2 separate regions of the Homo sapiens genome follow, and region 1 is linked to region 2. The links are chromatin contacts, found by Hi-C or POLR2A ChIA-PET in ENCODE. All regions are on one chromosome and are shown on one strand. The core of a region is the stretch at or near the end of the contact, and the rest is flanking DNA. Distances in the headings are between cores, read along the strand shown. Region 1 holds the start of ANXA5 (annexin A5). Region 2 overlaps TNIP3 (TNFAIP3 interacting protein 3).

The links. A loop is a pair of places that touch in the nucleus more often than their neighbours do. ChIA-PET counts read pairs that join two places held with the same protein, here RNA polymerase II (POLR2A). Pooled maps may share reads with other maps.
Region 1: a loop to region 2 is called in a pooled map, with 2.6 times the contacts of the local background. The contact joins the promoter of ANXA5 here to the enhancer-like site in region 2. A Hi-C loop is called at or near these places in 4 of 50 pooled maps. POLR2A ChIA-PET finds 5 or more read pairs at or near these places in 3 of 52 experiments (WTC11 and activated T-cell).

Annotation. Positions count from the first base shown.
Region 1 is chr4:121,695,620-121,698,319 of GRCh38, reverse strand. ANXA5 (annexin A5) reads left to right here and starts at 1,340. Exons shown (of 13, transcript NM_001154.4): 1 at 1,340-1,457; 2 at 1,696-1,739. The coding sequence starts at 1,731. RefSeq lists a silencer at 972-1,391.
Region 2 is chr4:121,138,412-121,141,111 of GRCh38, reverse strand. TNIP3 (TNFAIP3 interacting protein 3) reads left to right here. Exons shown (of 11, transcript NM_024873.6): 10 at 2,428-2,488. Among named protein-coding and RNA genes, the nearest start is that of TNIP3, 25 kb to the left of the region's middle. Within about 2 kb of position 1,356, at least 3 of the 41 ENCODE cell types and tissues checked have a DNase peak (open chromatin) inside an H3K27ac peak, as active enhancers do.

The DNA.
Region 1 (2,700 bases), core at 91-2,590, 560 kb before region 2:
TCTAGAACACTGCATCTAGTGTCGCAAACTTGTCCTCTTGCCCCCTCTGCCCTGGCACCTTCCCTCCCCACACCAGTAAGTCTGAGAAGGTCCCTGTGTCTTCTACTTTTCCTTTTCCAGCATATGGAGACAAAAGTGATTATATCCCGGATGCTAATCCGCCATGTTGACCTTTAATAACCCCAGTCCCATGAATACCTCCTGATTCCTAGGATTTTTTTTTTAAACTGTCCTTAGCATAAGAACATGTCAACCTTGATGCTATTGCCCACATTGTAGGCTATGAAGCATACGGCATTCTCACCTGTTCCGGAGGGCTGCCTTTAATTGTCTTGCACAGAGCAGTATACTCTTTCCTTACGGTATATAAGGCCAGGGTCTGGGGAGTAACAGTGCAGAAATTTATCTGCTTGCCGCCGCCCAAGGCCACGCTTCTGTCTACCACATCCTCCAATAGCACCCCTATTACCTACAGACTGGATTTGTCTGTCTCGTTCTTTGGTTTCTTGACTCCTTCGCGTTTGGGGGCTGCTTTGCATATAAAGCCCTTTCACAGAACACAGCACCATGCTAGTACAATACGCTGTAGATTCTCCCTCCCTCCCCCTCTCTCTCATATACTCATATATTTTATGTTGAACCAATATGAGGCATTGCTCAAATTTAAGTCATATTAAAGTTCTAGGCTAGTTTTGAAAACAGAAACTGATTGGAAGCAGAGGTTTTCAAATAGCCCACATACGCTACTAGAAGGCTGTACATTTAAGAGAGGGCCATCTAGGAAGCAATAATAGGCATTAAAACAACAACAAAACAACAAAACAAAACAGAAACAAAAACAACTTGGGAAACGGCCCTCCTTTCACGTTTTTTCTATCCCATCGACAAAGGCGCGCTGTCCTTAGCTGCGATGATTTTGTCTCGCCTCCAAAAAGACGCCCACGCACTATGTTGAGCACCCAAGTGAGGCTACGGTTCCTGCGGTCACAGAGGGCAGGGAGGCTCAAGCACCTCCAAAACCCCGAGCCCTGGACAGCTCCCCAGGCCCTTCCCGCGGCGCGAGGACAAGAGGTCTCCGGGGCCCTCGGGGGAGCGGCGCCTCCTCCTGGTTCCAGCAGCTCTGCGGCCGCTCCCCACCCAGGCCCGCGAGACCAGCGGGACAGTCCGCGCCGCGGGAGACCAACTGGGACGAGCCGCGACCCACGCAGGCGCGCTGAGGCCGGGGCAGGGGCGGGCCCGGCTGGCGCGGCCGGCCTGCGGTTGGGGCCCTGGCGGGGGTGGGACGGGCCAAGCCGGGCAGGGCCGGGGTGGGGCCGCTGGCGTTTCCGTTGCTTGGATCAGTCTAGGTGCAGCTGCCGGATCCTTCAGCGTCTGCATCTCGGCGTCGCCCCGCGTACCGTCGCCCGGCTCTCCGCCGCTCTCCCGGGGTTTCGGGGCACTTGGGTCCCACAGTCTGGGTGAGTGGTCGCAGCCCGGGGAGGGGGCTCCTTCTGGAGAGGAGAGCGTGGTCGCGGGGCACTGGATTCGCGCGGACGCTCGGCCGAGAGCTGTCCCGGTAGCTGCGAGAGGGCGGGTCGGCCCCGTGGCGGGGCCCTCCGGGCTGTCTGAGCGCCGCCGGGTCCCCGCGGACCTGCGCTTGGGGAGGGCACGAGTTGCAAATGGCGCGCTAAGCCCGAGGTTTCTTCTCTTTTGCAGTCCTGCTTCACCTTCCCCTGACCTGAGTAGTCGCCATGGCACAGGTAAGGCCGTGCGCCCCCCACTGCGCTGGATTTACCCACAACTTTGTATGCTGCGACGAGGGACTTTTAGGATTTGTCTGAGAGCCAAAAAGTTTAGGAGGAAAGGGAACCTGCTTTGGGGACATCGCTTCCACTTTTCTTGTTCCCCCTTTGCTTCCCTGCCCCCGTTTCTGTGTCCCGGTTCTTCCCGCTGAGCGCCCTCCGGAACCAGCACCGACGCCGCCAAGCTGCCTTCGCGCGCAACAGCTGGTGACGTGGCCGGATTTGTGTGCGCTCCCTTTTCATGAGTGAATGTGTAAAAGTGGGCCTTCCCCAAAATCCAGAGAGTAGCTCAAATTAGAACCGGAGCAAGAACAGCTCATCGTGGTCATGTGAGGCGAACGCATTCCCCCCCCACCCCGCCCCCCGACTTCCTTTATTTTTTTTCCGCAAAGTTTTCTGTATTTTAATACTGTGATTGAGCATTGGCTTTTTCCAGTTGCTCAGCCCAGTTTTACTAAAACTGTAGGACGTAGGCTCTGATTTTTTTTTTAATCCAAAAGATTAAACACAAGCGCTGTTTTTCTTAAGCAATGAACTCGTGGAACGAGTTCTCAATTGAATTTGCCTTGGGACTGTTTCAGAAATTGATAATCTACTACAGGCTTTCTTTACTGTTTTTTTTTTTTCCTTTTTTTTTGAGACGGAGTCTCACTCTGTCGCCCAGGCTGGAGTCCAGTGACGTAGTGATCTCGCTCACTACAACCTCTGCCTCCCGGGTTCAAGCAATTCTCGTGTCTCAGCTTTCCAAGTAGCTGGGATTACAGGCGCCCCACCATGCCCAGCTAATTTTGTATTTTTAGTAGAGGCGGGGTTTCACCATGTTGGCCAGGCTGGTCTCAAACTCCTTGCCTCAAGTGATCCTCCCGCCTCGGCCTCAGGACTGTAATCCCACTGCGCCTGGTTTCTTTACTGTTATTAA
Region 2 (2,700 bases), core at 107-2,606:
GATTTACCCAGACAAATCCCGCTACCCTTTAGGTTTGATTAATTGTGTTTCTCATGATGAAAAAATCTAAGATTTTTAACTGGGATTTTCCTACCAGAATGCTTACAGAGAACATGATTCTCTTGGCTTCCTGAAAGTTCTCATACTTTTGTTCGAGTGTGACTCAAAACCCTTTTCCCAAGGGAGGAGATAATGACTCTTTGGGTGGCTGAAGGAATGTGAGGATTTAATGAGCATCTCTTATTTGACCCTGGTATGACACAGCACACCGCTAAGAATTGAGTCTTTTCATGTTATTGCGGGTTGCTAGTTCTGTCTGCTCTCCCTCCCCCTTTTCCTTTTTTTTCTTTACCTGTTTGCTTACTTTTCAGTCTTTACCAATAACATTAAATTTTTTTTTCAAGAATGTAGAAGTCAACTCAGATTGTGAGAAACATAAAGAGAAATTTACTGTAGGAGTGAATTAACCTATAGGAGTTGGCTTCTACAGGTTGGGGGATTGGAGAAATATTCTTATGAAAGGTTAACTATAAAACCAATCAGTCATTCACATTTACCTAGGAGTACAAATTATTGTTTCAGTCAAATATTTCTTTATGGAAAGAAGGAAGGAATTCACCTACTATAGCTCATCAAACAGTCCATGTCAATTAAAAAAGGCAAGGCAGTCCAGGTCACATAAAATTGTCACCAAATAAAGGCCTATATTTGAAAAAGGACTCCAAGCCATGTAGAATGGCCTACATTTTCTTTCTTTTTTTCTTTTTTCTTTTTTTTTGAGAAGGCATCTCGCTCTGTCATCCAGGCTGTAGTGCAGTGGTGCGATCTTGGCTCACTGCAACCTGTACCTCCTGGGTTCAGGCAATTCTCCTGCCTCAGCCTCCCGACTGGCTGGGACTACAGGCACACACCACCACACGTGGCTAATTTTTGTAATTTTAGCGGAGATGGGGTTTCACCATATTGCCCAGGCTGGTCTCAAACTCCTGACCTCATGATCCGCCCACCTTGGCCTCCCAAAGTGCTGAGATTACAGGCATGAGCCACTGCGCCTGGCCAGAATGGCCTACATTTTCAAGCAGTAGTCAGATGAAAAAAATCTCAGCATAACAGTAGAGTTTACAACCAAATCCTCAAAGTTAATTTAAAAATAATATTTCATGTTTCTTGTCTATATCGAAGGCTGAATTAAGTCACATGCTATAGTGTTGGTAACATTACAGGATATTTACCTTCTCTTGGCAACTCTCCTGGAATATAAAACTGAGGCTCACGTCACTTATCCTATGTGTTATTTGAGACATCTAAAAATAAACGAGAAGATAAAAAACAGAGGTGATCTCATTTCCTCTTCTAGCTTTTTCATAAGCCAGAGGAGCCAAGGGCCTAGGTGTCTAGAGTAGGGGTACAGTGGGGTCAAACTGCACTAAAAGCAGCATTTCTCAGTGTCTTATTGAGTAATTGAACTTTCTGGGCTACTTTCAGTGGTCTGGCAGCCTTGTAAATGCTCTCTGTTGGCTCATGTTAGAAAAATTTTCCTCAAGTTATTTTTAGGAGATAATTGAATTACAGAACAACAAAAAAATCTATATTCTCTGTGTCTTGTGGAGAAGTAGGAGGCAGGGGTGAGCATTCAGAGCAGAAAGACAGACCTGCTTTGTGGGCAGGTAAAGCTGAGATTGCTCCATTCCTAAGCGTTAAATACAGAGGTGCTGGCCTTGGAGATATCTTGATGATTCAGGCCTATGGGTTTACTATTTATTCAATGCAATTTGTTCGACATTCAATATCTAGCTGTTCTTAACTGGTGTAAACCTAGGAGAAAATCCCAAGAGAAAAATCTTGTCTCTGTAGACTAAACTATATGAGCAATTTAGAGGATAGGTTCTGCTGGATCGGTTCTTCACAACAGCAAAAAGGGAAAGATTTGCCCTGCTTCACCATCCTGAACTTCTGTCAATGCCAAATCCCCATTTAATAGCTTAAATTTCTTCCTTAAACCATTAGAAAACTTGTATTAAACTTTTTTTCCTGGCCTTCTCATTGCCTCTAGTGTGAGGGTCTCAAAAAGAGTATTTGTTGATGCTAAGTTGCTTTGTTTTATTGATGGGCTGTAGTAAGTTTTACAAGTGTTTATACTTCTGCAGATATTCAAAACACATCTGTTTCAAAAAAAGAAAGAAAATATGTCACAACCTCAAAGTGGTAGAAATTCTGGCCAAACACAGAGTGGATTTAAGAGGGGGTAGGGAGAGATGATGGCAGTGATGGGGGGTAAGCAGGATGAGTGAGGTTGGCAATAGGTTTGGATAGAAATTACTTTTGTGTTGCCTGCTTAATAAAAGCCACATAGCCTAATTGTATTTTTGACATGCCACTATATTTGAAGTCCATATTGCTATAATAATGTTGTATTGTTCCACACAGCCAGACTATCAGTGGTATGCTCTTGACCAGCTTCCGCCAGATGTACAACACAAGGCAAATGGTGAGACCACAGCTGTATTGAGCATTCTTTCATGTTTACATCTTAATGGGATCTTTTGGGGATGTTTACTCAACATACATTCATTCGTACTTGGGGAGGACTTACTATAAAGTTGTGTTACATACATAACTTTAATTTGATGCACCTGGGGTTAAATTGAACTCCTTAAGACAAAGAAAATGTGCGAATGCAGAAATGCATGAACCTCAATT